3 separate regions of the Homo sapiens genome follow, and all the other regions are linked to region 2. A link is a loop called in an ENCODE intact Hi-C map of the cell type or tissue named here. Cell type or tissue: mammary epithelial cell. All regions are shown on one strand. Links, peaks and the distances in the headings refer to the core of each region. The heading gives the core; the rest is flanking DNA.

What was found. A loop is a pair of places that touch in the nucleus more often than their neighbours do. Peaks named below come from ENCODE experiments on the same cell type or tissue, not always from the same donor. Only the 100,000 strongest peaks of a DNase experiment are listed, where the experiment ranks them.
Region 1: it touches region 2 in a loop (5-fold over the local background); 2 of 110 quality-filtered maps call a loop at or near these places.
Region 3: it touches region 2 in a loop (9-fold over the local background); 2 of 110 quality-filtered maps call a loop at or near these places.

Annotation. Positions count from the first base shown.
Region 1 is chr18:52,232,978-52,243,919 of GRCh38, reverse strand. No RefSeq gene overlaps it. Among named protein-coding and RNA genes, the nearest start is that of DCC, 100 kb to the left of the region's middle. In mammary epithelial cell, for the core only: no CTCF peak of the experiment used is centred there; DNase peaks (open chromatin) are centred at 6,139 and 7,579; H3K4me3 peaks cover 917 bases; H3K27ac peaks cover 4,199 bases.
Region 2 is chr18:51,608,480-51,619,421 of GRCh38, reverse strand. It overlaps the pseudogene RSL24D1P9. Among named protein-coding and RNA genes, the nearest start is that of LINC01630, 220 kb to the right of the region's middle. In mammary epithelial cell, for the core only: no CTCF peak of the experiment used is centred there; DNase peaks (open chromatin) are centred at 2,051, 3,981 and 5,211; H3K27ac peaks cover 3,245 bases.
Region 3 is chr18:51,272,316-51,283,257 of GRCh38, reverse strand. No RefSeq gene overlaps it. Among named protein-coding and RNA genes, the nearest start is that of MEX3C, 80 kb to the right of the region's middle. In mammary epithelial cell, for the core only: a CTCF peak has its summit at 5,026 (motif pointing left); a DNase peak (open chromatin) is centred at 5,027.

The sequences.
Region 1 (10,942 bases), core at 1,445-9,444, 620 kb before region 2:
TACAATCAGTAGCCTTGTGTATATATCCTTCTATAATAATAACTGAATGTTAAAAATTGTCTCAGACTACCTTAGGCATCTGAAACCAGAGGAATATAAAAACAGGGTTTACATCTCAAATGGTTCAAGTTTATAACTCCGTTTTTCTCTATGTCAACTTAAATTTTCTATTTTCAATCTCCATCCTATCAAGAAGTCTAGAAACAATTTCTATCTTTTGTAGAGTCTTCCTCGTTTCCCAGTTTGTGCTGTATCTTTAGAAACTATACATAGTATTTCCTGGAAGGAAAATGAAGCCAATCAGTTTCCTTGTCTTTAGTCCATAGACGTAGCTACTGAGACTACAGCATTCCAGTTAGTGTAACTTGTAGTGGAGAACGCTGATATTGCAATTCTAATGCAATTGGAATGCTTGTCCCAGTTCTCTGCTGGGACCTTTTCAAAGTTTCTCTACCTTGGTGAATTGTGCAGGAATTATGGATTTTTCCTCTGACTCTGCTCAGTAATCAAGATGTATTGTTCTATCACTCTAGGACCCACAGGCCATTCTGTTTCCATCACTCTACTCTCCCCACAGACCAAAGGAGTGCACCTACTGTCATGGAAATCTTTCTTCTCTCACTTCTTGCCAAAATATTTTGTCCACATCCAGAAATGTTAAACCCCTTGAGTGTCTTAGCCTTTTCAAAATAAAACCTGAAAGTCTCCCTACTTTCCCTCCTGCTATATTCCTACCCCGGGTCAATGATACCTGCTTGAATGAAAGGAAATGAAAGGAAGAAAAAAAAACTGGGTTGGACATAGCAAAATATCATCTGGACACATGTTACAGATGTGTACATGTGTACATTAACAGGAAGGTTAATACCTTCCTGTTCATTTCCTTAGGGAGTCTTCAATTCTTATTAAACATTAGAATCATAGAGGCAACCAAAGGAGAAAGTAAAGAGCCTTGATTTCAAAAGTCCCTGGATGTTTTCCCAAGTCTTCAACTGATTGATTGCACAACCAAAAGCTAATGTAGTTATTTGTTTATTCAGATCCCTAGATACATAGATACACAAGAGGGTGTGTACCAGGGATCACAAGGATGCTCACATATGAAATTCATCAATTGTAGGCACTCAAGTTTATCACACATACACAGGTAATATCTTGTTTATCCCCATTCTGTGGTATCGAATCACCTGCTAAAGTGGTAAGTCGAAGACTGCTGGTGAATTTCTATGTATAAATTTAAGTCCAGTTTTCTCAGGACTTGGTAGCAAAGTCACAAACCTCAACCTTACTCATTTCTGCATAGGCACCCAGTATACTTTGTGTGTGTGTGTGTGTGTGTGTGTGTCTATTTGAGGCCAGCTTGTCTTTACAATCCACTCCAATTTCTGGAGAAGAGGAAGGGAAGGGAAGAAGAAGAGTATTTGCCTTTTCATATCTGTTTTCCAGGTCAGATGAGTTCAAGTCTTCCCGTTTTCTTGGCCATAAGAACTGGGAAGTCTTTTTTCTGCCAGTCTTTTCAGGCAAGAAAAGGAATTAAGAGAAAAACTGTTATTCTCCAGTTTCTCTGTTGCTGTGAAGCTCTAAAGCATCGTTGCAAAAAAGGAAGAGACTTTCTTGTCTGTGTTTTCTAAACATGCATATTTATCTCTTCACCTGTCTACTGTACTATGAATGGCAATGAGCTCTACTTGGAAGTTCAAGGTCCACTCTATCATCTTACCCGCTATGTGATCTTAATTAACTACTTAACATCCCTGAACTTCAATTTTAAAAGGATGAGTTCATGTCTTTTGCAGGGACATGGATGAAGCTGGAAACCATCATTCTTAGCAAACTAACACAGGAACAGGAAACCAAACACCGCATGTTCTCACTCACAAGTGGGAGTTGAACAATGAGAACATATGGACACAGGGAGGGGAACATCACACACCGGGGCCGGTCGTGGGGTGGGGAACTAGGGGAGGGATTGCGTTAGGAGAAATATGTAAATGTAGATGACGGGTTGATGGGTGCAGCAAACCACCATGGCATGTGTATACCTATGTAACAAACCTGCATGTTCTGCACATGTATCCTAGAACTTAAAGTATAATAAAAAAAGTTCTTTGAAATCTCTTTAAGGCATACTTTTTGCTACTATTAAATGATGTAAAATATGTGTTCTAGTTAGTATTATGGTTAATTGCAACCAACAGAAAACCCTAGTACAGTAGCTTCAAACATACAAGCTTTTTTTTTTCCTTCTCTCATATGGAGATAGGCAGTGTGGGCTGGTAAGATAATTCAGGATGTTACCTTCCTCAGGTACCTTCTGGGTTTTGCCCGACCGTTCTTGTTGACTTCTGTCCTCATGATGCCAAGATGGTTGTCTCACCTCAGGCCTGATTTACTGCTTTCATCAAATTAAGGGGAGAGCAAAACATCACAGAGAGGGACTGATGAAGGTGCATACCTGCTGACTCCATCTTTTTAAACGTTTCCTGGGAAGCCTAACCTAGTAACTTCCACTCATATTTTATTAGCCACACCAGGATATTTGGCCACTTCTGGCCTCAAGAGAGTCTGAGGAGAGGGGTGTTTTAACTGGGCACATGGCTACCCTCAGCAAAACAAGAATTCTGTTAATGAAGAAGAAGGGGAAAATGGATTGGTATAGTCAACTACCATGTTATATGAAACACATAGCACACAGTGCCTGCACAGAACACCTCAGTTTAGCCAGATATTCCCCATAATGGAAAGTATAATCCCACCACCTCATCTTTGATTTTTTTTTCCTTTGTTTCACTCACAGAAATATCTCTTATTTTTTTTTTCTCCCAGACAAGATATTCATAGAAAAAATACGAGTTGGAAGACTAAAAGCGATCCTGTGATCCAAATTTTACAAAAACAAAACAAAACAAAACAAAACTAAGACTAATACTCAGAGTCTACATCACAACTGGTTCTTACTCATCCTTCTAGATTCAGCATAATTTCACACTACTTCAACCATCACTTGTTGGTCACTTTATCCACAAATTATAAATTTTCTTTAAAATCAATCGTATCAACTGTAGAATTTAAATATTTAAATGTCTTTAACTTTTTAAAGTTTTAGTCATATACATATAGGGACAAGGAGTAAGAAGGTATTAACAATGTATTTGTACTTCTGTTACAATGTTTAGATTTCCAAAAAACATTTATGTATCCATTGGAACAAAAAAGGAAAGAAAATAAATAGAAATATTCAACACAATCAAATATAATAGCAAGGTTTGAAGAATATGAAATAGAAGGGAATTTACACATTTCAGGGGAGAAAACAAGCTGTTATTTCCTTGAATATATCTTTTGGAATCCACATCTGAATTAGCAGATGTCTATTTGTATCTATTGTGACAACAGAGGTCAACATTTCTGAGTCTCCTGTAACATCACAGTAATTCAAGTATATTACAGTGATACATTGTTTTTCCCCCTTATGAAATGCTAACTGAATGCTAAATCACAAATGTACTTGATCTTTGTATGACTTGTTTACAGTTTATAAATTTCTTGCCTCATGTTATCTTCTGATATTTATAATCCATGTTAAAATTTGTCTTTATTTATAATTTAGGCAACTGACATTGAGAGAGGTAAAGAGACTTGCCCAAAGCAACACAAAGTGAAAGGGATAAAACTTCTGATTTCACTTCCAGCTCTCTTTCTCCCACCTCTCTAATTCTTGACCCACTGGTAAAGAATATGCATTTGGGGTCAAAATTTAAAAAGGGTTTACATGCCATTTGAGAAAAAAAAAAGCGTGTTTTGTTTATTTTTTCCAAGTTTGGAATATTATGGTATCGGGGAGAAAAACATTTTCAGGTTCAGTGGTATGGCTAAAAACTTTAGCCAATAAATTTACAACTAGACTGAAGTGTCTAATCTGACAGGTGAAATTCATCATGCCTCTTACCTTCAATTAACTGCTTCGATTTTCTCAAAGAGCAAGCCAAGGACAAAAAAAAAAAATCACTTGCTAGTGATTGATATATTGAATTAAGAGCTGATCACTTTCTCTTTATAATTCTCTGTGAGGATCATCTATATCCTGAAGGAATCACTCTCTGAGTCATATCAAACTCATTCTGGAACCTCTGTCTGCAGACTAGTAATTATTGGAATAAACCAAGGTCTTTCATTCTGTAATTTGCTTCATTGGTTTGATTACTAAGTATTTCTTGAGTCATTAATATGGACTCTTAACTGTTCCAGGTGCTGAGGATATGTGTGCATAGCCAAACTGGACGAACCCTAACCCTCATGATGCTTCCATTCCTATAGGAGACAAAGGAACATGTAAAAACGGTGAAACGCTACCATGACTATAATAGTAGCATGTTATAAGGCAAAAGGAGGAAAAAGTCTCTTGTGTCTAGTAGTCCAGAGGACACTGAAGATGCTATCTGAACAGTAATTTGAAGCATCATGAGGATATACTGGAAGAGGAAGAAAGTAACACCATGAGAGAACAATGAAACTGGAAGAAAATAGAGGATAGGAAGGGAGGTCTCAGCAAAGTCTGTGTATATTGAAGTAGAAATAAAAGAGGAAAAACCCTGGAGAATTTTGTCACCAGACATTGTAATTATGTTTTTAGATGATGTCACATGTGTGGCATTTTTCCAGGGATAGGTTCAAGATGGGACTGGACCATGGAAGTAGCTACCAACCTATAGCATAGATGGAAGTTCTCAAATGAGTAAGGTCAGGCTATTGGGTGGGTTTACATGAGTGATGTGAGTATTAATGCTGCCATTGATGCTAACAGGGATGAGGATGAAAGGAAAAACTGGTCCCAAATAAAAATTCTCAATGCTTTAAACTAAGGGGCTTTCAAATGACAAACGGGTAGTCAGATAATCAATGCTATATCTGGGGGGCATACATTACAAAGGAGGAGTAAATTATTGCATGGCTCTAGAAAAGTTATGGTCTGAAAGTAGCTACAAAATTCTAAGACCATCCCCAAAACTCAAAGTACATATGATGTAAGAACATGAAGTGTCATCTTTGCAGAATACTAAAAGGGAAGTAGGGTCTATGAAAAAAAGACAGGTATGTTAAGACAAGGAATTTGAAGAGTGGAGGAATCTGTTTAAAGTTGAATATGGGTCCTAAAAGCTCAAATGAATGATACCAGGAGTGGCAGGAAGAATCAGAGGAGAAAAGTGTCAGAATGAATATTTCAGAATAGTAGCAAATGAATATTTGGCTTAATGATCTTGTACTGTCACCACTAGATAACAACAAACGGATTATGGTGCATGGTTTCTGAGGTTTGAGCACCAAACAGAGTGAAGTTTTGAGTGTTATTGAGGTTATATCAAATGGATGCTTGAATACACTATGAGTGGAGTTACAGGGGTTTAGAGTTTAGTCTGAGTTTAGAGAATCCAGAGTAATACAGAGTTAGTCTGAGTTTAGAGAATCCAGAATCTTGTATAGCATGTGGTAAGCTTGCCTACCCTTTGCTCTAGAGGCAGACGTTTTGTTTGTTGTACTGGATAAAAAGAATGCCTGGAATTACAGGCACGAGGTGGGCAGATCACCTGAGGTCAGGAGTTCAAGACCAGCCTCACCAACATGGTGAAACCCCATCTCTACTAAAAATACAAAATTAGCTAGGTATGGTGGTGCATGCCTGTAATCCCAGATACTCTGGAGGCTGAGGCAGGAAAATCACTTGAACCCGGGAAACAGATGTTGCAGTGAGCAGAAATTGCACCATTGCACTCCAGCCTGGGCAACAAGAGCGAAACTCCATCTCAAAAAAAAAAAAAAAAAAAAAAAAAAAAGGAATGTTTGCCTTAAGAGAGAGACACTATCCCTTGCTTCAAAGACTATTAAACATCCTTGAAACAATAATCTGGACTGAGGGGTACTCTATATATCTACTGACAAAACATGTAGAAGCATGACCCTTGGAGAACAGTCTCACGATATTGGTTTGTGACCCTTCTTCTAGCTTCAGGGATGACTGAGGATTTGAGCTTAGATTGAATCCCTTTTGTTACACTAACTCAAAGGATTTATCAATGTACTCTACCCAGGATAGGTGAGAATTCAGCTGAGGCAACTATGAATCAAACCAAGCACAAGTGCCTCATTGTTGGGACTATAATGAGTAACAACTGGTAATGAATCATGAGTTACAGCTGAACAAGAAGCTGAGCACTGCTCATGTAGCCCTGAAGGAGCTATTGCTTAATAAGATGTAACAACTGAAGAGACCCAAGAACTGATGGTTTTCCCGTGATGTGATGGCCTTGCCTTACCCAAGTTTGTCTTTTTGTGACCAGACATTTCCCAAGACTGCAGTGGCTAAGAAATTTTGAAGCCATGCCTAAGAGTTGTGGGACCACCCTAGAGTGCTGTTCTGCTATATTGTTGCCTTCTTTTCTGTGTACCTTCTTAAAGCTGTCTGCTTTATGTCAATTCAAACAACCAATGTTGCTCTTGAACAAAGTGAGCACTGCCCCTTATGAAAGGAAATAATCCTGGCTGCTTGCATTCTGGAAGATGAGCATGCATGCACTATTTTCAGGATGTTATCCGTGCCTAATATTCAGCAGTCCTCTGGTTCACACTATCTAAGGAATAAATGTTCAATCTTCTGCTATGTTGGATAAAATCATGTGCCCATCTGTGGGGCATCAGAGAGGAGATTTGAAAACTAAACCACTTCTTATGCAGACTTTCCACCCATCCTTCTGTTTTGCTTTTCCTCTTCTTTACCACGGTCAGAGGTACCTGTGCCACCTGAACCTTTCTGCCTTCATCTTCTAGGGTTTCTGCCAAATTCACTTAGTTTTCTGCTCCTAAAGTCTGTTCTCTGTTACAATTTGTCATCTGCCTTCCAGTTTTTATAGTATGTTGTTATTATCCATTATAATTTTCTTGGTCTTGGTGGGTTTCTCCTTTTTGATTTTTTAAATAAATAAATAAAATGAAAAAATAAAATTCACGACTCAATACCACGTTACTAGGGTTTTGAAGGAGAACAAAGGTTAGCACACGTGTTCAATTTACCACTGTAATCACAAAGCCTCAGAATCACTTTTTACCTTTCAATCATTTAATGCTCAATAAATAACCAAGGCACCCTTCATCGTTGATAATGTACCTGGGCAGAGGCTCTAGAATGCTATTGTCTTCCCCCCTGCCCACCCCTCCACCAGGTTATCAAATCAAGTTCAATAGATAGTTATTGAATTTTACCCAGAGTATATACGGAATGATTTATGCATACTTTAATTACAGCCATATTTTACCTTGGATGGCCATTTTCATTAAAATGGTCCATAATATATATTCTTAAAGTCAGGTTTATTGAAGAATAATTTAATACTATAAAATTCTTCAATTTTCGGTGTAGAGTAGAATGAGTTTTCACACATTTATTCAGCATTGAGATAGCCACCAAAATCAAGATGTAAAATGTTTCAACTTCCAAAAATTTTCTTCCTGCTTCTTTGTAGACAATCCTCTTACCCTATCCCCAGACCTTGGCAACAACTGATTCATCCTTATGAAATTGTCTTTGTAGGACTGTCATGGAAAAGGAATTCTGTAATAAGTGCCTTTTGTTTCTGGCTTTTATCACTCAGCAGGCTACATTTGAGATTAATCCATGAGGTTAAATATGTAAGTAGTTCACTCCTTTTTTTCCTTTTTAATCCATTGTATGGCTGTAATACAATTGAGTTGCTTCTGGTTTGGGCTTCTATATTTATTCTATATATATATATAAGATATATAATATGTAAATAAATATAATGTATCTATAAAGCTTTATCTATAGATAAAGATATATTACACCTTTATACATATCTTAATATATAATATATATAAAGCTTTATCTATAAAGATATATTACAGCTTTTTACATATCTATAAAGATAATACACAGCTTTATACATAATATATATATTTATTCATATTGTACACAACATATTATATAAATAATATAAATTATACTATATTATATATAATTATGTATAATATAAACAAATATATATTATGTATCAATAGATAAAGCTGCTGCAGACATTCATGTATAGGTATTATGTGCATACAACTTTTCATTTTTCTTAAATACCTAGGAGTAGGATTGCTGGATTATGAGTATATAATTAAATTCTTTTTTTTTCTTTTTAAGAGATGGGGGTCTCATTCTATTGCCCAGGCTGGAGTACAGTGATGCAATCATAGCTCCCTGCAGCCTTGAACTTCTGGGCTCAAGCGATCCTCTTGCCTCACCCTCTTTAGTAGTTGGGACTCCAAGCACAGCCCATCATGCCAAGCTAATTTTTAATTTTTTTTTTTTTGTAGATATGGGGTCTTATGTTGCCCAGGCTGGTCTTAAACTCCAGGGCTCAAGCAGTCCTCCTGCCTCAGCCTCCCAAAGTGTTGGCATTACAGGTAGGAGCCACTTTGCCTGGCCTTTATTAAATTCATACTGAACTACTGAACCATTTTCTAAAGTGGCTATTTTGTACTTGCACCACAATATATGAGGGTTCTGGCTGTTCCACATGACTTTTTTTTTTTTTTTTTTTTTTTTGGTGCCCTATCATACTAGCTAGAACCTAAAGCAAATGTTGGATATAAGTGTAGATAGCAGGAACCATTACCTAGTTCCCAGTCTTAAAGGGAAAGCATTCAGCCTTTTATTGTATAATAGAATGTTAGCCATATATGGCATTTAAGATATCCTTTAAGAAAATGAAGAAGTTCTTTTCTATTTGTATGTTGCTGAGAGGTTTTGTTGTAAAGTGTTATTGAATTTTGTCAATTTTTAAAATGCATCTATTAAGATGATCACCTTTTTTCTTGTTTATTTTGTTGATATAGGTGAAATTCATTGACAGATTTTCAAAATTTGAACCAATTTTGCATTCCTGGTATATAAACACCATGTGGTCAAGGTGTATTATCTTTTTATATATTGCTGGATTTTATTGGTAATATTTTTTAAAGGATCTTTGCAAATAGGCTCATGAAGGATGTTGGTCTGTATACTTCTTTTCTTGTAACATTTTTTACTGTTTGGCAGCAAGTTAATGCTAGCATCAATATAGAGTTGAAGAATGTTTCCTTCTCTTTCAGAAGAATTTGTATAGAAATGGTGTGACTTTTCTCCGAAAAGTTTGTTAGCATTTTCCTATGCAGCCATTTGTGCCTCGACTTTTTTTTTTTTTTTTTTTTTTTTTTGCTTGTTTGTCTGTTTTTGGGGATGAGTTTTAACTATACTTTTGTAATAAATACAGAGTGATTCAGGTTACATTTTTTTTTTTTTTTTGAGACAGAGTTTCACTCTTGTTGCCAAAGCTGGAGTGCAATGGTGTGATCTCAGCTCACTGCAACCTCTGCCTCCTGGGTTCAAGTGATTCTCCTGACTCAGCCTTCTGAGAAGCTGGAATTACAGGTGCGTGCCACCACGCCTGGCTAAATTTTTGTATTTTTAGTAGAAACGGGGTTTCACCATGTTAGCCAGGCTGGTCTCGAACTCCTGACCTCAGGTATTCACCTGCCTCGGCCTCCCAAAGTGCTGAGATCACAGGCGTAAGCCACTGCACCCGGCCATTTACTTCTTTATGATTGAGCTTTGGTAATTTGTGTCTTTCAAGTAATTTGACTTTCATCTATGTTATGATATTTATTTTATTCATTGGCATAAATTGTTCCACAAAATCCCTTTAATATATACTTACTAATCTGTACAATGTGTAATGTTTCTGCTTTTATTACATATATTGGTAATTTTTGTATCTCTTTTTTTCATGATCAGTTTGGCTAAAGGTTCATCAATTTCATCAATTCTTTTTAAAGAACCAGGTTTTGGTTTAATAAATTTAAAATAAAAAACTTTTTATTCTGTTTAAAAGTTCATTGATTTCTGGTAATATATTTCTTTCTTTCTCTCTGTTTTCCTTGAATTTACCTTACTTTTTTTTAGTTTCTTAGGATATTACCTTCCATTATTGATTTTAGACTTTCCTAGATTTCTGAATACACATAAAAATTTTCCTCTAAGCATTGCTTAAACGACATTCCACAAATTTTGGTATGTTGTATTTTACATAGAGTCAATTCAACATTTTATTTCTGTTTTGACCCATGGGCTAGGTAGAAGTGTAATGCTTAATTTTCAAATATTTGGAGACTTTACAAGTATCTTTCTGTTACTTATTTCTACTTTAACTTCATTTTTTGAAAAAAAACACCATTTATGTAAATTTACATTTCAGTTGGTGAGATTTGAATTATAACTCAGAAAATAGTCTATTTTGGTGAATGTGTCCTGTGTATTTGAAAAGAATGTGCATTCTGCCATTGTTGTGTGAAGTGTCTTTTAAATATCAACTATCAAAATTGTTCCATAATATTGTTCAGCTCTTTTATGTTCTTAGTGATTTTCTGTTGACTTGTTCCATCAGTCACTGAGTAATTGAAATTCCCAACTATATTTATATATTTCTCAATTTATTTTTTCAGTTGCTTTTTTCTTATGTATTTTGAAGTATTTTGAAGCATTTTTGTTGGGTCCATACATATTTATGACAATGATGTCTTTGTGATATAATTTTAAATTATTTATCCATAGGATATATTATTTATATTATTCCTCTTTATTTTCAATAATAGTGCTTATTCTAAGGCTACCTTGTGTAATATTAATAGATACTTCCACTTTTTTTGTAGTGTTTACAAAGCAAATCTTATTTCTATCATTTTCTGTTAACGAAGTTATATCTTTATATTAAAAAATGTTTTGTCTATAGTATAGAATGGGATCTTACATTTCTGCCTAATCCGACAATCTTTGCCTTTTTGGTGGGGGTTGACTATTTACAGTTAATACATTTGGATCTAAATCTTTGCTCTTGCTAGTTGCTTTTTCATT
Region 2 (10,942 bases), core at 1,795-9,794:
ATAACATTTATTTTCCAACTCTGACTTCTGAAACTGGAGAAATAACCAGAGTAGATCTGCAGAACACTTTAGTTACACTGAGAGGAACCAGAGCCAAACTCCAATGGTCACATAACTGGCAGACAGTAGTGAGAGTAGCAGAGTTTGGGGTCTCCAGTGTCCAGCAGTTCCCCCAAAGTCTGGTTATATCCCCTTCCCTCATTAACAGTCACCCTAATAAACAGCCACAGGTCCCTGTGGGAAGATTGGGAGGACAATTGACAGTGTACATTGTTGGCTATGTCGCAAGATCTCCTTAAGGAGACTGGTCCTCCTCTCTTTCCCAGAGGCACTGAGTCTACAAACTGGTTCAAAGCTAGGAATTGGGTGAGGGGCTAGGACCTACTATTGTGGTGATTCCACTAGCCAGATCTAGAGCTTTTCCATCTATGCAAAACAGGTGAGATTGCTTTAGTCTGGCCATCTATTTCTGCTCAAGGAATATCATGATCAACAGCCAAGACAGTGATTTCTGTGGGTCATACTTGCTGGGCGAGGTTTCAGAGCCCTAGCATCAGAAAGTGGTCATCTCACGGGTTGATAAGAGAATTTACTGATGACAGTATAGGTTTGAAGAAGGAAAGTTTTATTAAAAAGAAAGAATGCTGCAGAAGAGGACAGCGGGGCTCCTCAGCGAGACAGGACAGAGCAAGCCGGTGGATTTTTCCTTAAGGGTATTTATGGACCTTAAAGTGGGAGCTAAATGGTAGTTTGCATGATAAATGATTTCATTTGTAGACATTTTGGTGCCTTAATGTCAGCAAGAGTTGCACAATGAATTTCAGCATGCATGGATTCTGGAGATGTATGAAAATTCTAGTTACTTATAAATTTTAAGTTGAAAAGAGGCCTGGAACCAGTTTCGGACTTCAGATAATAGAGAGGTCTAATTACTTCTAAATTCCTCAAATAAGGAGTCTTTTGGCTCCAGGTAGCCTACTTGATGGTCACCAGGTGGTTTTTGCTCTCCTCAATACTATTCTGATGACTACTTCAGCTCTGATAACCTTTACAATAGCCACACCCATCTTGTCTTTGATAATTAAATAGCGCCCCTTGGTCCCTGCCAGCCCCTCTCATCATCACCACTAAAGTCAGAGTCCTATCCAATGGCAGCCATGCCCAGTGCCACTCCTGGCGCACTACAGAGCTACTCAAGGATGCTGGGCTTCCTCTCACAAGTGTGTCTCAGCAGCCTTGGGAAAGGGAGTGGCCTCTGGGCCCTCTGTGGGGAAGCAGTTAGGGAGTGTGTGAGCCAGTCTCCTACAATCTGTTCTCCCTAAGCCTTTGGATACTTCTGCTTCACTGATGACATCCAACGTTGTCCTGTTCCCACTTGTTGGAAAAGTCTGGTCCAAGAATTGTTGCCTTATTTTCATCATGACAAATCAAAAACCCCAGAGAGTCCATGTTGCATCCAAACCACACCTCCCTGGCTGTTTCTCAAACTTTAAAATAATTCAAACATCCCATGTTAGACAAAGTGCCCCAGGTTGTATAAAAAGGCCTGCTCACAGGCCATGAAATAAATAATGGCATCAATACCAAACATTTAGAAGAGAAGGGTGACTCAGGCAATCTTAGCATAAGATCCTCTAGGGTGAGGTCTGCTGTGACCAGGAGCATCCTGGCAGGACATCAGCATGAAGATTCCAGCTTGAGCTCCCCTGACCCACCCCCCAGTTCCACCTTCTTCCTTCAATCAGGGAAGTTTAAAAAAGGAAGGTGAGGAATTTGGGCCTCTTGGAGCAGAAATAGTTCCAGAGCTTGTAACCCCTTCACCCTTGATTTTAACTTTTGACATTCCTGAGAGTAAAACACAGAGGTTTTAAGGGGTGGTAGTGTTAGTGTCATGTACAGGAATCTGCATCTGACTCCCCACTACACCTAGGGGTGACCTTGCCTGCAAGCCTTTTTTTTTTTTTTGACTTGGGTGTTTTGGCCAAACTAACGCAGGTTGTCAAATGATTCATTCCAGGAATCTTTTAAAACTGTGAGTCAGATCATGTAGCTCCTCTGTGAAACCTTGGGTTAGCTTCACATTTCACTTGGAATAAAGCACATAGATTATTCCACTGGATGTAGGCCCTCGGTGCTCAGCACCCCTTCCCTCCCTGACTCATTTCCTACCCCCAACCCTCCCACCCCGTCCCCTGGCTCACTGCCATCCAGAAACACTGGTCTCCTTGCTCTTCTTCAAAACACCTGGACCCTCGCACTGGCCTTTCCCTCTGCTTATCGTGCCCCTCCCCCTGACCTCTTAATATTTGCCTGAATGTCACCTAAGTGCCACCCTGATGGGCCCATTTTAAAGTGCATACTCCACCCCCATTTCTGCTGCTTTTTTCCATGGTGCATGTCGCCTTCTAATATATTGTATACTTTATTTATTTTGTTATTGTCTGTCTCCCCCACTGGAATAAAAGTTCCATGAGGGCAGGCAGGTTTATCTCTGTTGTCCCTGCTAAATTCCTAACCCCTAGAAAATGTCTGGCATGGTAGGTGATCAATAATGATCAATGGGGCTGGGGCTCAGTGGCTCACGCCTGTAATCCCAGCACTTTGGGAGGCTGAGGCGAGTGGATCACTCGAGGTCAGGAGTTTGAGACCAGCCTGGCCAACATGGCGAAACCCCACCTCTACTAAAAATACAAAATTAGTCAGGTGTGTTGGCGCATGCCTGTAATCTCAGCTACTCAGAAGGCTGAGGCAGGAGAATCTCTTGAACCCAGGAGGCAGAGGTTGCAGTGAGCCGAGATGGTGCCACTGCACTCCAGCCTGGGTGACAGAGCGAGACTCCCTCTCAAAAAAAAAAACTAAACAACAAAAAAGCCAAAACCAAAACAAACAAAGAAAAAACAATAATGGTCCATGGAAGAGCTAGTTGTGTGGCCAGTTTGACTGCTTTCCTTCTCTACCAAACCGGAACAATCTTGCCATGATTAATATGATTACTGTGTTTAGAAATTGTCCCAGCCTGGTAAAACATACAGATTCAGCAATTAACATTTCTACAGCATTTCTTTTTAAAATTCTTTAATTATAAACACACATGGGTGGTTAAAGCGAGAAGTTTTCACTCCATCTAAGCTTGCCATATGTTTCTTGTAAAAATAAGTTAATCTTGTCCCGCTAATAATGGGCTTCATCATTCGCTTGGGAGAGGCTTCAAGTAAAATGATGATTGTAAATAATGGGCTTCATCATTCGCTTGGGGGAGGCTTCAAGTAAAATGATGATTGTAACTCCTTTCACACTAAATGTATAATAACTTTACGAAAGTGGCCCACATTTAACCACACAGATATGCCTTGAGTGAGAATTCTATACCCGAAGATAAGCAGCATTTGTTTACAACAAGAGGAGGACACATTTCCCAGGCCCCCATCTTAATGTTCTTTTTGCCAAATGAAAGCTTTAGCCCATGAATTACTTAGTTTTTACAGTCTATGTTGAATTAAGACAGCTTTGTTATATTCTGGAAATTGATTACAAAGTAGATACATTGATGAATTGGGAAATTAATCGGATCAAAGTTATTCTTTATTTGCCAGATACTGACTTAGACCTCCATAGGCCCATTGAATATAGAAGGAAACACTTGGGGACACTGTAGAGATAGGAAGTGGAGGGCACTGGATGTCAGGAAGGAGGGGCTCCAGCCAAGCTTCAGGGATAAGGTGCACTGAGGGCAAGACCAGAGGGAAGAGGAAGCCATGCACGTGGAGGAGGGCGAGCACTGCGGAGAGAAGACAGGCAAAAGCCCCAAGGGGGAAATCAGTTTGACACCTCAGCCTCCTTTTTGACTTCTCTCCTTTCTCCCCTTGGCTGGAATCCAGACTGCTCATCCTGGCCCAGAAGCCAGCCTCCCTTTCTGGGAGATCCAGGGACTTCCCAGCCCTTGGTCTGACTGGACATCTCAGAGTAACTCTGCCCCAAAAACTGTGGTTGCCATGGACTCTAAAACTAGTTCTCCAGGTAAACAAAACTACTTTGCTCACCCACATACAGGAAACGGCAGATTTCTGGCCTTTCAACACAGGTTTTCCTCTGCCGGCAAACTCCAGCATCCAGCAGAGGTGTTGGCAAGACTCCACCTGTTTCCTGGCAGAAGCCCCAAACCACCCCACCTCACACCGGCACAAAGGAGCTCAAACCATGAAATATAAGGAAGAGCGGAGCTCCATGAAGGACAATCTGTGTGTGTTCATTCTGTTCCATTTCTCACAGGCTTGGTACACGTCATCATGAATGACCAAGCTGGACTCCCACCTCCATCCTCATCCCTGCCATTTGGGGATGGAAAGAGGGGAGTCCCCTCCTCCAGAGCCAGGCTAGGATTACAGATTAGGGACGTGTAGTCCAGGCCAGCCCCCACTCTCCAGCAGGCTCGCCCCACCCTGGAGGGAAAGCATCACAGGTAGTGGGGGAAAGAAGCCAGGCTGTGGGCCCAGCAGCTTTTCTAATGGCCAACAGTGTGCAGGCTACAGGCTCTGCTGAAATGGGTCCAGGTTTGTGAATGCATTAATGTTTTTAACTATTGTTTCCGATTTATCTCAGCCTCAGTTCTAGCACTTCCCAATTCTGTGCTCATAAGCAAGATTGGCTATTTATTTAAACAGAAATAGCATACAGAGGAAATTTAAAGGATTCTAGAAAGTCAAGGTGAACCAAAATCTCACTGAGTTATCCACTGCCTTCTCTCTGCAGTCTTTTCTTATTGTGGGGCTGCTGTATGCATTGTGTCAGGTACCTTCTACTTGTAACTTTATTTAACTGTCATTGCAATGACATGAGATGAGTCTTAGTGTTCACATCTTACAGAGGAAAGAACTGAGGCTCAGAAAGGTAGAGACACCTGCCCTAACACACAGCTGTGAAGGAGCTGGACCTGGACAAAAGGAGTGTATGGTTTTAGGGTGAGAATAGACTGCTCTTTGTGAAATCCATGCAAAGATGCCTGAAAGAGGAATAAATATTTACTGGATAGTTGTGGATGAGTTAAATTTTGTAATCCACCCTCTTAGGATGAAAGCACACGGTATCAGGATTGCATTATGTTCCTGGTAGGAAATGGGTCAACAGGAGTAGGAAGGGTGCCAGAAAGATGCAAGCCCAGAAGAGGTCTTTGCTGACTCTATGTGTTTGTTTGCCCCAGGCTGACTGAGCTGGCTTTTCGTCTCAGAGATAAGGTGAGAGATGCCTGCATTAGTCAGCACTTGCTCATAGTCCAGCTTCCTATCCTGCCTGGCAACCGGCTGGCCTGATGCATGAAGTAGAAAGCCACCCAAGCAGTGGGAAAGGAAGCGAACCAACAGGCCTGCCATTAAAAATCTCCCCACCCCACGGCTTGAAATTTCCGCTTATTTCACAGATGCAAATACAGAGGCACAGAGGAAAAAAAAAAAACTGGTCCAGAAGACATCACCAGTCAGGGAAGAATCAGGACTGAAAAGAATGGAGCAACTCACCCAGAGCTCATCCATCCATCCATCCACCCATCCATCCATCCACCCATCTATCCAGATTCATCAGAACAGTGAAGTCCTTGCAGTCATGGAGTTGATGTTCAAGTGAAGGAGGTAGATTACAAACTAATAGATATACAATACAGTGTAAGGTGATAGAGAAGAATATAAATGAGTCAGGGGAAAACCTCCCTGGGGTAACTTTGAGCAGAGACCTGAATTAGGTGATCAGCAAGGGCGAGGTTACTAAGGAGGAAACATAGCTGGGGTGTGCAGCAAACACCAAGGAGGCCAGAATGCTTGGACTGAATTCAACGAGAAACAGCAGGGTAGAAAATTATGTTGGGAGAGAATTGGTGCTGGATCATAAAGAAACTTCATATGCGAGGAACAGGAATTTGGATTTTTTAAATAGTAATATACAGCCATTCTCAAGTTTGCGTTTGGTCAGTGGGGAGCCACGTGGGTTCAACATGCATATCAGAAGTGTTATTTCTGGCCGGGCGCGGTGGCTCACGCCTGTAATCCCAGCACTTTGGGAGGCCGAGGCGGATGGATCACGAGGTCAGGAGATCGGGACCATCCTGGCTAACACGGTGAAACCCCGTCTCTACTAAAAATACAAAAAAATTAGCCGGGCATGGTGCGGGCACCTGTAGTCCCAGCTAGTCGGGAGGCTGAGGCAGGAGAATGGCGTGAACCTGGGAGGCGGAGCTTGCAGTGAGCCGATATCGCGCCACTGCCCTCCAGCCTGGGTGATAGAGGGAGACTCAGTCTCAAAAAAAAAAAAAAAAAAAAAAAAAAAAGTGTTATTTCTTTTCGGGGCCCATCTACCCTGGCCACGACATGATGTTTGTCTGCAACAATTGTAAGGTGTTCAGATTTTGTAAATCTAAATGTCATAAAAACTTTAAAAAGAAGTGCAATCCTCGCAAAGTTAGGTGGACCAAAGCATTCCAGAAAGCAGCAGGTGAAGAGCTTACAGTGGATCATTCATTTGAATTTGAAAAACATAGAAATGAACCTATCACATACCAGTGAGAGCTATGGAAGAAAACTATTGATGCAATGAAGACGGTTGAAGAGATCAAACAGAAACACCAAGCTAAATGTATAATGAACAGATTGAAGAAGAATAAAGAGCTACAGAAAGTTCAGGACATCAAATAAGTCAAGCAAAACATACAGCTTATCTGAGCCCCTCTTGCAGGCAAAGGGAAGCAGTTGGAAGAGAAAATGGTACAGCAGTTACAAGAGGATGTGGACATGAAGATGCTTCTTAAACATCTCTGTAATCATTTCTTTTATGTACATTTGAAAATGCCCCTTGGAGACTTGGAACTGCTCAATTATTAGTTTATTTTTTACATAAGATCACTTAAATGAAAGGAGATTAAAATATATATTTCCTACAAAACATCAGATACACGGATGTTAGATTGCATCTCAGTGTTAAACCTTCACCGATAGATGTACTTACGTAAATCATGAAAATTCTACTTATAACTATAGAAGTGAATTGTGGACATAAAATGCTTATGCCATTTGGATAATGGCACTAGGCAGCATTTGTATAATAACTAATGGCAAAAATTCATGGCTAGTGATATGTAAAATAAAATATTCTCTGCAGAAAATATTCTCTTTATTAATGTTATAGAAGGGGAGGATACAACAAGGAACTAACAACTTGTATGACAGTGTCAAATATTATTTTGATTTTAGTATTTCCTGTTTGGTTTATTTGCATCTTAGAAGAGCATAATGACATTGTTTGATGAAGCCTAATTATGCTGGACTGTTTTGACCTTGTTTAACCCTTCTGATAGGTAGTTGGGGATGAGAATTGAATAATCTTTGCCTGGAGTGACCCTATACTCTAGAATTTCCAATTTGGAGAATACTCAGTTCTAACTTGTGATTCCTGGTAGAACAAACTTTATTTTTCTAGCCTAGCAATAATCCAGAAGCAGAGGAATCCCAGTGCCTTTTAAAAGCTGTTATGTGGCTTTCTTTTAAAAACGCTCCTGATTTTGGAAAGTAGAATTTATGGGTAAAATACTTGTTCATTATTTGCACATAAAATAAAACCACTTAAAAAGTAAATAAGAAAAGTACTACACAGCCATGGAAGAGCTAAAAAGAACAGAATGTCATGACCTCCTTTATGTTCTTTTTTTTAAATCATTCTGGCTACCATATGGGAAGAAACCATAGAGAAGGATAAGTGTGGAAGATGATGTTGGCTGGAACTAGGGTGAGGATAATGAAGAACATGAAAAGAGGTTAGAGTCAGGTAGTGCTGTAAAAGGAGACTCAAAGTGCTTTGCTGATGGATTACAAATAGGATGTGTGAGAAACATACTATTCAAGAATGACAACATGGCTTTCAGCCTGAACATCTTACTGAATTGTGGTTGCCATTTACCAAAATGGAGTTCCTGACATAGATGTCAGAGTCTGTGTTCTATTATGCTCTCAATCTCTAGCCCACAGAACAGTCGATGTCACATAGGAGGGGTTCAATGAATTTAAATGATCAGATGAATGCAGTGATTAGTACATGCATATATACACAAACATGAATTCAACTACCCTGCTTCCCTTTGGCTTTTGCTGTGGTTTTCAATTATTTTAGCTTTTTTCAAATGAAATCTTAATTGGAACCAATGTAAGACAGGCAAATTGCAAAATTTTACCAACTAAAATTTATAATTTGACTTCATTTGTGATATTTGCCTATTATGAAGTCAATCAATGAAGCCAGATGATTCTGATGACCACAGATATTGAAAACTAAATGTTATGGATAACAGTTGCAGTTTTCTATAAGCTCTAATTTCCAATATATTTCTGTTTTGTTTGATCACATAAGAAGTGGTTACAAATGGCAAAAGTTTCTAATGTGTTGTGTGCCAGTTACTAACACCTTTGGCTCCATGTCGGAGTTAAATGTCAGTAGCTTAACCATAAGGGAATTTATTATTGATTAACAAAAGCCAAGAAATACAGAGAAGTATACCAATTAGAAACAGCACTTAGAAGACTGGAACCAGTGCTCCAAAGTAGACAATCTGGAACTAATTCAATAGCTCAACAATGCCATAAAGGACCAAGGCTTTCCGCCCTCCCATTCCACCATCAGCAGGCTGTCCTTCCACCCCTGGAGGGCCACTTCATGGTCATTCAAATGTCATCTTGAATTGCAATCTTCATAATCCCTACATGTCAAGGGAGGGACCAGATGGAGGTAATTGAGTGGTTTCTCCCATGCTGTTCTGATAATGAGTGAGCTTCTCCCATGCTGTTCTTCTGATAGTGAGTGAGTTCTCAAGAGATCTGATGGTTTTATAAGGGGCTCTCCCCCCTTCACTTGGCACTTTTCCTTCCTGCCACCTTGTGAAAAAGATGTCTTGCTTCCCATTCACCTTCTGCCATGGTTGTAAGTTTCCTGAGGGCTTCCAAGCTATGCCTAACTGTGAGTCAATTAAACCTCTTTCCTTTATAAATTACCCAGTTCCGGGCAGTTCTATATAGCAATATGAGAATGGACTAATACAGTCATGTTCATCACAACACCATAGAAAGCAGGAGCAAAGAGGCATCCAGGACAGAAGGAAACCGTTTCTTTGTAGACAACCCTCTCTTTCTATTAGAAAACATCTCTTCCAGAAGCCTCCAACAGAGTTCTCTTTAGTCCAATCAGCCAGATCTGGGCCAGGTGCCCACTCTCAGACCTTCACTAAGCTACAGGACCCTTTGCCTAATAGCTAAACAAGACCAGAGAATAATTTGAAGAAACTTTTTAATAACTAATCTGGAAGCTTGAAAGGCAAGTGGCAAAAACATTTGGTGTAAAGTGGAATAAACACTCCTTCATTTATAAAACTGGGTCATCTCCTGCTGTTGACAGTGGCAAAAGGCAATTTTGATTGGAGCTTTTCTGAAGACTTCAGAAAGTGGAAATACAAATTGATTGACATACATACACACACACACACACACACAAATACTAAAGATTATGTTTTCCCATTTTTCTTCTCAGAATCCCACTCATAGTAGTCCAAATCTCTCTTCTCTTTCCCAAGAGCCCTCTTTAAGAGCATCATCTTCTCCTGACTCTTCCCCTCCCTCAACCTCTTTCCAAAATCACTGGTCCTGATTTCTCCATTTGCTCACCCCAATCTCCACTATCTTGATGTATGAAAGGAGTCAGCAAACTTGGTACCTCTCTAAGGGTGGAGAAGGACATGACCCATGGGATGCACCCCTGCTTCAATATTTTTAAGTCTTTCACTTGATAATAATGAACCGTTCTCATTGCCCCTCACAGATACCGGTCAAACCAGAAGTGTCTCACATTAGCAATAAGGGTAAAAAAATTACATACCATTCAACATTATCAATATGTAGCATGTTATGAGTGAACCCACTAACCCACTGACTACAGCAACATGACATGAACAGGCTCTGAACAATGAGCCCAGGGTCCTGCCTGGCATCTACTTTAGTATGACCCACATATGCTTTAGGGCTAAGCTCTTTTATACAACTTTCTGTGATTAGTTAGATGCAGTCTTGAATTTTTTGTAAGCTGGTAGTATTTTTTCTCAAGTTAAAAAGTATACCAAAGATGGTAGAAAAAGCTTTATCTTGAAGGTTGCACTACTACACACACACACACACACACACACACGCACACACCACAGAGAGAGAGAACCTGACAACACAAAGAAAGATAGTAGTCACTAATATTAACTTTAAAATAGAAAATATTTACTGTGGGTCTTTTTCTTTAGTCTATAGTTTTTAGATGAGTTAAGGATATACTTTTTTTTTTTTTAAATCCTAGATTCATCTCATGGCCGGGTAAACATGAGTTGCAACTAGTTTTTCACATTATTTTTCCAGAGACCTTTGTAAATACTTAAATGTATTAACCAAAGAGGAATATCATGTTAACACGTTAGCAAGAAAGACAGGTCTTCCAATAAATTCCCAACCCTGCCTGTGTACAAGGGTTAAAATAAAATCAGGCAATTTGCTCTGTGAATTCCATGCAGTTGTCCCCTCTTTAAGAGCTATGTTGATTCTCTTTCCACTGGAAGAATTTTAAAATGTAGAAATTGAGCAAAAAAGACTCTGTGCCTGAGTGTGGAAAAGACCATGTCTCAAATCAATAGAAGACCCCACTCCCCACCATGCACAGGCTATTTGAAAAACGTATTTCCTGGAATTGTGGTTGTATATCTCAAAGGCAAAGACTGGGTCTCTCTTTCTTCTCCACCTTGGACAAGATAACCTAGTGATAATAATAATAATAATACCAATAAGGCAGAATGGTTGAACTATAGGAGAGTCTTGAGTCTCATTTTCAGTTCAATTTTCAGCATCAAAAGTTCAAATTATGAAGCATCACCTCTGATGAAATTGAA
Region 3 (10,942 bases), core at 1,912-9,911, 340 kb after region 2:
CTACTCAAATGGCAAACCCTACCAGCCATCTCTTGGCTCCCTCCCCTCCCCTCCTCTCCCTTTAGAACACAGCCTCAGCTCCTACCAGATCATGACACCTTTACTCCTCTTGCCCTAACACTCCCAGACAGTAGAAGACTTAGTCTGAAAATACATGTGTTCCCCATGTGTGTCTGCATCTGTGAGAGAGAGTCAGTTCAGCAGACCCTCAGTGAGTGTTCGAGTATGCAGGGCCCTGAGCCCAGTGCTATTAGACACATGGAGATTTAAAAAAAAAACAAAACAAAAAAAAGACATGGCCGGCTGCAGTGGCTCAGGCCTGTAATCCCAACACTTTGGAAGGCTGAGGCAGATGGATTACTTAAGGTCAGGAGTTCAGGATCAGCCTGACCAACCTGGTGAAATGCTGTCTCTACTAAAAATACAAAAAATTAGCTGGGTGTGGTGGTGGGCACCTGTAATCCCAGCTACTAGGGAGGCTGAGGCATGAGAAACACTTGAACCCAGGAGGCAGAGGTTGCAGTGAGCTGAGATCGCACCACTGCACTCCAGCCCGGGAGACAGAGCAAGACTCCACCTCAAAAAAAAAAGAAAGAAAGAAAGACATAATCTTTGCCTTCCAGAAATTAACAATCAGGTATGTGACTTATACTCAGATAATGACAGATGGGTACATTTTGAAAATCCTGTAAGAGAAGTAAAGACACTGTGCTATGGGAGGCTAACTTCCAGTGTGGAAAGTTGAAGACTTCATGGAGGAAGTGGAATTTAAGCCTGACAGAAATGGGGGAAAGACAGTCCAGGAAGAAGAAACAGTCTAAGTAAAGGCAAAAAGATGGGGTAGTGCATTCAAGAACTGCTGAGTTCCATTTAGCTGAGAGTAGTTTATCTGCAATGGACTGAAGTTTGTATCCCCTCAAACTTTGTATGTTGAAATGCTAACCCCAAAGCAACAGTATTTGAAGACGGAGTCTTTGGGAGATGATTAGGTCATGAAGGTGGAGCCATTATGAATGAGATTAGTGTTCTTAGATGTGTAAACCAAAAATAAAATTCTAAGCCCTTCAATTGACTGATGAAGCCCCCCTCTCAGCCAAGGGCATTCCAAAGTAAAACTAGTTCAGGCTGTGATGGAAAGCGGAAGTCAGACATGCTTCATTATACCCTCCTCCTTTTGGAATTCAGGCACAAATTGTCAGTGCTAACATTAAAGCAGAGATCTTAAGATTGATAAAACAGACTCTTTGCAGCAATAAGATACCAAATTCCAACCTGACTCTACTATAGCATCACATGATAGATAGTAGGCCCTGAAAGAAATCGAAGTATTTTGCCCTAAAATTTATTTATTTGACATATTTTGAAATGGCCCTGCAAAGCTGCCTCTTGTAGGGAAAATTACTCTCTAGAGAATCTCCTTCCCTTTCCAGGTCTTTTCCCTGATCTAGGAGAGAATCAACTCTTTCAACCAATTGCCAATCAGAAAACCTTTGAAACCACCTGTGACCTGGAAGCCTCCACCTCACCCCACCCCACTTGGAGTTGTCCTGCCTTTCCAGACTGAACCACCGTGCACCTTACATGCATTGATGGATGTCTGCCTGTAACTTCTGTTCCCCCTAAAATGTATAAAATTAAGCTGTGACCCAACTACCTTGGGTATATGTTCTCAGGACCTCGTCAGACTGTGTCATCAGTCATGGTCCTCACATTTGGCTCAGAGTAAATCTCTTCAAATATTTTACACAGTTTGACTCTTTTCATTGACATAAGAAGAGGCCAGAAGCCAGGTACAGTGTCACACACCTGCAGTCCCAGCTACTTGGGAGGCTAAGACAGGGGTATTGCTTGAGCCCAGGAGTTTGAGTTCAGCCTGGGCAATACAGAAAGACCCTGTCTCTAAAAAAGAAAAAAAAAAAGAAGAAGCCAGAGAGCTAGTCAGCTCTCCTTTTTCCAGTGTGAGGACACACCAAGAAGATGGCTGCCTGTGAACCAGGAAAAGAGCCCTCACCAAGAACCCAACCCTGCTGGCACCCTGGTCTCAGACTTCCATCCCCCAAAACTGTGAGAAATAAATATTTGCTGTTTAAGCCACTCAGTTTGCAGTATGTTGTTACAGCAGGCACTGTCTAAGGAGAAGGAATAGAAGATGAAGTCAGGCAGGAAGGCAGAGGCCAAACTTTGGAGGCCTGAATGCTGGGCCAAGAAACAGGGAGTTTTATTGACAACATTTAAGCAAGGAAGACATAGTCATAAGTGATCAGATATAATTGGCCACAACTATTTTAATTTAGAGATTAGATACCTAACCAAGAAAGACAAGAAAAGATGTAAATTGCCTACTCTGCCTTAAAAAAATAACAGGCCGGGCGCGGTGGCTCACGCCTGTAATCCCAACACTTTGGGAGGCCGAGACGGGCAGATCACGAGGTCAGGAGATCAAGACCATCCTGGCTAACACAGTGAAACCCTGTCTCTACTAAAAATACAAAAAAATTAGCTGGGTGTGGTGATGGGCACCTGTAGTCCCAGCTACTCGGGAGGCTGAGGCAGAATGGCATGAACCCGGGAGGCAGGGCTTGCAGTGAGCCGAGATCGCACACTGCACTCCAGCCTGGGTGACAGAGCAAGACTCTGTCTCAAAAATAAATAAATAAATAAATAACACAACCATTGCCATTGATGTGGACAGATTCCTGTTCATCTATGGATCATGCAACATAACAATGGATATGCACATTGTCCCACACCTGCCATTTTGATGTGGGATGCTGTTTGCTTACAACTCAAAAAACTTCATGTGTGCTCAATCTTTATAGTTTGTTTGTGCAGGTCTTTCTCTCTGAGCTGGTGTCCAAGATTTCCAGACAGAAGGAAGAGCAAGTGTACCCTCTGTGTCCAGATCCTTAAATGCATCTGAGCCGCCTTTGACCCCACCTGTCCCCACACCTTGATTTCAACCCCACGAGTGGGGCAAATGAGAACCTCTCTCCTGTCTCCTTTCTCTCTCTCTCCCAGTCTCCTCCTTCCAGCCCAGAAAGGGTCTTTACTGCCTTCCTGTATGGTGAGAAATTGCTCTATATGACATCCTACCTAATTTCCTCTCCTATTGTTAACATGAATAAACTCAAAACTCTAATCCTCCAGCTTTGATTCACATAGAACCCACAAACCTTACTTCTCCCAAAGAAGCTGGCTCTGCACATAAAAATCTTGCAAATGAAAATCCTGATTATTATCTCTGAAATGTACCTGAGACCCTATCTGGGAAGTCAGGAACTGAAATTGATCTCTAGTCTTCAGTTAGATTTTGCAAAGCCCACTGTGTAGTAAATGATTTAACTTTGCTCAAAGAGCGGTCTGGACTTTGCTGTTGGCCCCTGGGCAGTCATCTCTAAGCCCTTGGAATGTCCTGCCTGATAACAGTGTCCTTGTTTTCTAAGGGACTTTGGACTACACCAGAAAGTCCAACAGTGTGATTTATAGTGAAAATTTGAGTCATATGATATCAGTTCAATCTCTAGAGGAACTGGAACCTGAGGTCAGCCATGTGGAAAGTTGACCATGAAACCTCAGTACAAACTCTTAGACTACCACAGTGGCTCATGCCTGTAATCCTAACACTTTGAGAGGCTGAGGTGGGAGTATCACTTGAGGTCAGGAGTTCAAGACCAGCCTGGGCAACATAGCAAGACCCTGCCTTTACAAAATAAATTTAAAAATTAGCCAAGCATGGTGACGCATGCCTGTATTCCCAGCTACTTGGGAGGCTGAGGCTGGAGGATTGCTTGAGCCCAAGAGTTTGAGGTTACAGTGAGCTATGACTGTGCCACTGCACCACAGCCTGGATGACAGAACAAGACCCTATTTCTAAAATAAAATAACCCTGGTCACCCAGGCTCAGGTGAGCTTCTTGGTTGGCAGTACTCCATATGTATTATCAAATATCTTTGCTGGAAGAGTAACACTGTCCATGACACTAGGAGAAGATGGCTGAAAGCTCCATGCTTGGAATTTTCCTGGACCCTGCCCTACATGTCTCTTCCCTTGGCTGATTTTCATCTGTATGCTTTCCCTGTACTAAACTGTAACCATGAGTATAACAGCCTTCAGTGAGCTCTGTGAATCCTTCTAGAAAATTCTAGCAAATGACCAAATGTGGGGATGGTCTTGGGAACCCCCTGAACTTACATTTGGTATCAGAAGTGAGGGTGGTCTTGAGGGCTATTTGTCTAATTCTTCACCCCCTGATAGTAGCTGCCACATCCTCAGTGGGAAAAGAGGACCACAGAGCAACAAAAATTAACTGCGATGAGAATTAGACAAGATAATAGTTCCTAATACACACATATAAAAAGAAAACCAACAGTGCACACTAGGTGAATGCTAATAGTGAGATGCAGGCTCTGAGTAGTACCAAATTCAGAAGAAGGAACAGTGACTGTGGATGAAAGTGGTGAGGGAAGACTTCCTGGAGGTGGTGGGACTTGAACTGGGATTTTGAGGATGTAGAGAAATTAAACAGGCATAGTGAAGAAGAGCATTCCAAGTAGGAAAGAATATTTACATCAGCTTGCTAAACTGGCATATCGATTAGAAGTCTAGAGAGTAAAGGTTACAACAGAAAATTAAGGTATTATTAGCCTTGAAAGCTTCCTGATGTTATTTATCTCCATGGGCTCCTTCATTAGCCAATCACTGTAAAAATATTTTCAAAATACCAAGAATCCCATTGCTAATTTGGAACACAGAGGCAAGAATTCTATTCTTGATTCTTTGATCTTTTCCACAGCCCATGCTAAACATATCTCTCTGAAAGAGTAGATTGGCCTTGAGAAAGATGGGATCGGTGAAGACCCATGGCCTTTGTACTCACAAGAAAGCCTTGGGAGTCAACGCTGCCCAATATCAGCCATGCCAGAGGATGAAAGTGCACTGCCCAACATCAGCCATGCCAGAGGATGAAAGTGCACTGCCCATCTCCAGCAGGTGCCAGTCATAGAGGATGAAAGCAAACAGTGCCCCCTAGAGGTGTGTGATGGGGCTGCCCTGTGGGTAAGGAAAAGCTTTAAGGCTGCAAGCCTGATGTAAAATCACTGGCTCCAATAAGAGAAATTACAGAGCATGGGCTCCTATACTGAAGGCCATAACATAATTAAGGTTAAGGAAACCAGGCGTCATGGTGCACGCCAGTAGTCCCAGCTACTCAGGAGGCTGAAGTGGGAGGATCGCTTCAGCCCAGGAGTTCAAGGCTGCAGTAAGCTGTGATCATGCCACTGCACTCCAGCCTGGATGACAGAGCAAGACCCTGTCTCAAAAATAAATAAATAAATAAATAAATAAGAAAACTAAGGAATCCCCCTACACATACACACACACACACACACACGCAGTGAAATACTTCCAAGTATTCTCACCCAACCTGGATATACGGACTGTTTTCCATCTGTTCTCTCCAAAACACTATAGCAAACATAGGAAATAGAATTTTTCCCTTCTATTTCTGTTCTTTCTATTCCTATGCTTTCTATTTTCTATCTACTTATAGCTATCTATTTCTATTCTATTGTTTTGTATTCAAAACTTTATAGAAAATAGAATTTCCCTTTTCAATATGACATAACTTTTTTTAGGGAGATCAGGAACCTCATTAGAATTTGATGAAAGTCCTGAACTCTTACCCTAACAACACACACACACACACGCACACACACACACACGAAAGAGAGAGTTTTGTGCAAAACTCTAGGTATCTCTAAAACCCCCCTGCCTCACAGGACCAAAATGTGATCCTGACATCCAGTGGTAAGCCCCTTCTTTATGATGTTCATTACTTTACCTCTGTCAGGAGTTTCTGAATTTTGGCTATGTCATAGTGTCAGTGTGGTCATTTACTTTTAAAAGACTTTGGAATGAGCTATGTAATGTGTCAAGGGTGATTCGTTAGCATATGAAGAACCCCAAGCAAAAATTCACAATCCAGCGGTGGCTACTCAGCCCCTCAAATACTGATTGTTACTTAAGTCCACACCACAGGTTTGTAAAATAGCATGAAGGATGTTCGAAATAATTGACACTGGCAAAATGAGTGATGTTCAAGGAATAAGGTTGCCATAAAAATTATCCAGGCCCCTTGAAAACATTAATGCTAAATAAGCCAGACACAAAGGGACAAATATTACATGATTCAACTCATACGAGGTAGTTGGAATAGTCAAATTCATAGAGACAAAAAGTAGAATGGTGGTTTCCCAGGGCTGGGAGTAAGGGAGAAAGGAGAGTTATTTTCTAATGGATATAGAGTTTCAGTTTGGGAAAATAAAAAAGTTTTGGAAATGCATGGTGGTGCTGGTTGCACAACATGATGAATGTACTTAATGTCACAAAACTGTATAGTTTAAAACCGTTCAAATAGTAAATTTTATGTATATTTTATCACAATGAGAAAAATTTACGCAGACCCTCCCATGCCTACATGAATGAAGTGCAAGGAACAGGCAAGCCCAGGATCTAATACCGTTGGAGAAAACATTAGAGAAAGTGTCTGTCCCCACAATTTAGGGACTCCAACCAATATCTCATGTTAACATTTTAATCCAAAGTGGCTGCAATGATGTACGATAGCCAGGATGGCCAATCTTAGGCTCTGGGATTGACTTGACTTCAAAGTCATCAGAAATCATAGCATCCACCTCTAAGTAACCCTTTGATGAAGTCAGTGAGAGGGGCCTCCCCTGAGTTTAAGGAGCACAATGTGTGACTATTTTTATGCTTGTATATCTGGCAGAATTCTGTCAAAAATGTGCTTTCACTGTAACATCCCACCATTGGCCAGGTTGTGGAGAACGTTTCCCCCCTAATCTCCAGAGGCTGCTACTCTTCTAACCAAGGAACCTGACAATTGCTGAACAGGCCAGATTCGCCTAAGCCACTATCCAAGTTCAGAAGAAACTCAGCCTGGCCTTCAGCCAAGAATGCAGCAAAACAGACAGTAGCTCAGGCCTCCAGCCTGGCCCCAGCTGAGCCGACAGCTGCCCAAAAACTTCACCCTGATGGGATTGCTTTGACTTGGAGAAAAGCCACAGGATTTTTGAAGTCCCATCTTGTCTCCACCCAGACTCAATAAGAGAAACTGTAGCCACACCAAGACCAGTTGCTGGGCAATATAAGGGAAAAAAGGAAAAAGACTACTTAATTAAGGAGCTAACTCAGTTATCTATCAGGAAAGCTAAGTGCATGCTGCAGGATAGATAAATATAGACCTTAAATGTAAAATATTACACCGTATCATAACTAAGTTAAAGCTCATAAAGATTAGAAAATTGTTAATTCTCAAATTTCAGGAACATTGCATCATAAAAGAACAAGGAGTGAGAAACTGAAACCGTCAACACAAGGTCCACCAACCCAAATGAACTTCAGATATGAATTAGTTAGCTCTTTCAGTTACCAGTAAATATTTACTGAATGCGTCCAATATACCAGACAGCTCTGAGATAGCATGCAGGAATAACAGTGGTATGGTCTTTTTTTTTTTTCCTATTTCCGTAGGAGCTTATGGTTATTAAAAGGAAGGCAGAAACACAAAAAAAATAAGTTAGTGGTTAAAGGTTTTTTTTTTTTTCTGCAATACTTTGGTGTCAGAAACAAATATGAGGATTTTCCATACTAACAGTCAATTCTCCAACACAAACTAGGTGGCCTACAACTCAACTCAATTCAATGCTGACATTAACTACCCGGACTCCACAGGTTTAAGGGCTGAGATCCACAACACTGTCCCCACCTCAGGCGCCAATTGCAAGTATTGGGTTTCCAGGTTACCCACACTTCTGTCCAACTCGGCAACAAAGTTCCAGGTTCCCATAAGCCCATTTAATAATGTGCCAGAACAGTGGGCAGAACTCAGGAAAGCAATTTGCTTACATTTACCAAGATACAACTCAGGAACAGCCAAATGGAGGAGATGCATAGAGCAGGATAGGAAGGGGGCGGCAGGGGTGATGCACAGAGCTTCCATGCCCTCTTCAGGTGCGCCACCCTCCCGGCACCTTGATGAGTCCACCACCCAGAAGCTCTCTGGATTGTTCAGTAGTGTTTATAGAGCTCAATCTCCAGCACTCACCTCTTCCCTTCCCAAAGTCGGTAGGTGAGGCTGAAAGTTCCAACCCTCTAATCACTTGCTCTTTCTGGTGACCAGCCCCATCCTGAGGCTACCTAGGGGTCCCACTGTAAGTCACCTCCTTAGCATAAACTCAGGTGTGATGGAAAGGGGTTTGTTATGAATAACAAAAGACACTCCCCTCACTCAGAAAATGCCAAGGGTTTTAGTGGCTCCGTGCCAGGAACTGGGGACAAAAACCAAATATACTTTTGTATTAATCCACAGTGGTCAAATAAAATATTCAGGGTGGGTTCTGTGGGGGTGCAAAGAAGAACGAGATAATTTTATTGAGGGTGATGAGTTGGAAAAAGCCTCAGACAGGAGGCTGTGACTATGTTTTAAAAGGCAATAGGTGTTCACTGGGCAGACAATGGAAGGAATGGCAAATGGACCAAGAAGAAGGAAATGGCCCAGTGCCGCACACTCGAACTCCTGACCTCGTGATCCGCCCGCCTTGGCCTCCCAAAGTGCTAGGATTACAGGCATGAGCCACCACGCCCAGCTAGCCAGAGGAACTTTTAAAAACTATATCAAATGAGCTGAGTGTGGTGGCTCATGCCTGTAATCCCAGCACTTTGGGAGGTGAAGCAGGCAGAGCATTTGAGGTCAAGAGTTGGAGACCACCCTGGGCAACACGGTGAAACCCCGTCTCTACTAAAAATACAAAAATTAGCCAGGAGTAGTGGCAGGCGCCTGTAATTTCAGTTACGCAGGAGGCTGAGGGAGAAGAATCACTTGAACCCATCAGGCAGAGGTTGCAGTGAGCAGAGATCACGCCACTGTACTCCAGCCTGGGCAACAGAGGAAGACTCTGCTTCAAGAAAAAAAAAAAAAAAAAAAAAAAAAACTGTCAAATGGCCGGGCACAGTGGCTCACATGGTGGAAGGATGATCACTGAAGGCCAGGAGTTCAAGACCAGCCTGGACAACATACTGAGTCTCCCAACTCTACAAAAAAAAAGATTTTTTTAAAAATTTTTTTACTTAAAAAAAAAAAGCTATAACAAATTTTATCACTCTTCTGCTTTCAACCCTCCAAGGATTTTCCATCCCACATTAAATAAACTCCAAACTCTTTACCCTGGTCAGCAAGCCCCTATGATCTTCCCCCTGCCTATTTCTCTGTCATAAAGTAACTATGTTTTTTCCCTTTGTTGGCTCTGTGAAAGATGCAGATACCAGGATGAAATTGCGTTTGTCAGACCCAGGCAAAATAGGGCCAGGAAGAGAAGGTATGAAGGAGAGGACTCCCGTTTACACATCTGAGATAAGAACTCTTTCCAAGGACTTTCTAAAAACCCCATAAGAAACCCTTTCACATCCTTTATGCATCTCCTGATTTGATAAAGTTTATCACTAGACACTCTGAAGGACTGCAGTAATTCAGATAAGATGTTCTCTGAAGAACACTTGCCCAGTAACAGGATCTCTACCAATAAACTGACAACTCTGGCTTTGAACCTCAGGAACCAATGAACTCTGTTTCTAAGCAGCTTATGTAAATCTCTTTTTGCTAATAAAAGCTCCTCTTATCCTTCCCTCAATGCACTGGTGGTTTGCCATTCCATGCATTCTGAATTATAATCCTTATTTCTTATTCCTGATTAAACTCAACATATTTAGGGATAATTTTCTCATGTCTTTTTTTAGGTTGACAGCTCCATTCTAGCTTAATTGGGCCTCATGACTGTTCCTCAAACGCGCCATGCATTTTCCCATCTCACTGTCTTTGTGCTTACAGTACCCCCAGTTAGCAGTGGAGGACCTTGTCAATGGCACAAGAAGTTTGGAGGCAGGATAATGAAGTGGTTGACAGCACAGACTCTGATTTCAGATTTCCTTGGTGCAAGGCCTCGCTCTTCCTCTTATTAGCTGTGAGAAATTATTTAACTTCTCTTTGTCTTGCTTTCCTCGTCTGTAGGATAGAGACGCTAAACAAAAATAGCATTTACATCACAAGGTTATTGAAAAAATCAGATAAGTTAATTCATGCAAAGCATTTAATATAATGTCTGGAACATAACATAGATGTTAGATTACTTCTTTTTCTACAGGTGAAGGTGGAACACATTGAAAAATTTTGTTTCATTGCTGTTGTTGTTTTGGTTTAGTTTTGGCTTTTTAATTCTTTTTAATTTTTTGAAATAGAGTCTCACTCCATTGCCCAGGCTGGAGTGCAGTGGTGCAATCTTGGCTCACTGCAACCTTCGCCTCCCTGGTTCAGGCGATTTTCATGCCTCAGCCTCCCAAGTAGCTGGAACTACAGGCATGCACCACCAGGCCTGGCTAATTTTTGTATTTTTAGTAGAGATGGGGTTTCGCCATGTTGGCCAGGCTGGTCTTGAACTCCTGACCTCAAGTGATCCACCTGCATGGGCCTCCCAAAGTGCTGTGATTACAGGCATGAGCCACTGCGCCTGACCTCTCAATTTTTAATTTTTGTGGGCACATAGTAGGCACATATATTTATGGGGTACATGAGAGTTTTGATATAGGCATGCAATGTGAAATAAGCACGTCATAGAGAATGGGTATCCATTCTCCCAAGCATTCATCCTTTAAGTTACAAACAATCCAAATACACTCTTCTAGTTATTTTTAAATGTACAGTTAAGTTATTATTAACTGTAGTCACATCGTTGTGCTATCAAATAGTATGTCTTATTCATTCTTTCTATTTTTTTTTTTTTACCCATTAATCATCCCCATCTTTCCCCAGCCCCCCACAACCCTTCCCAGCCTCTGGTAACCATCCTTCTACTCTCTATGTCCATGAGTT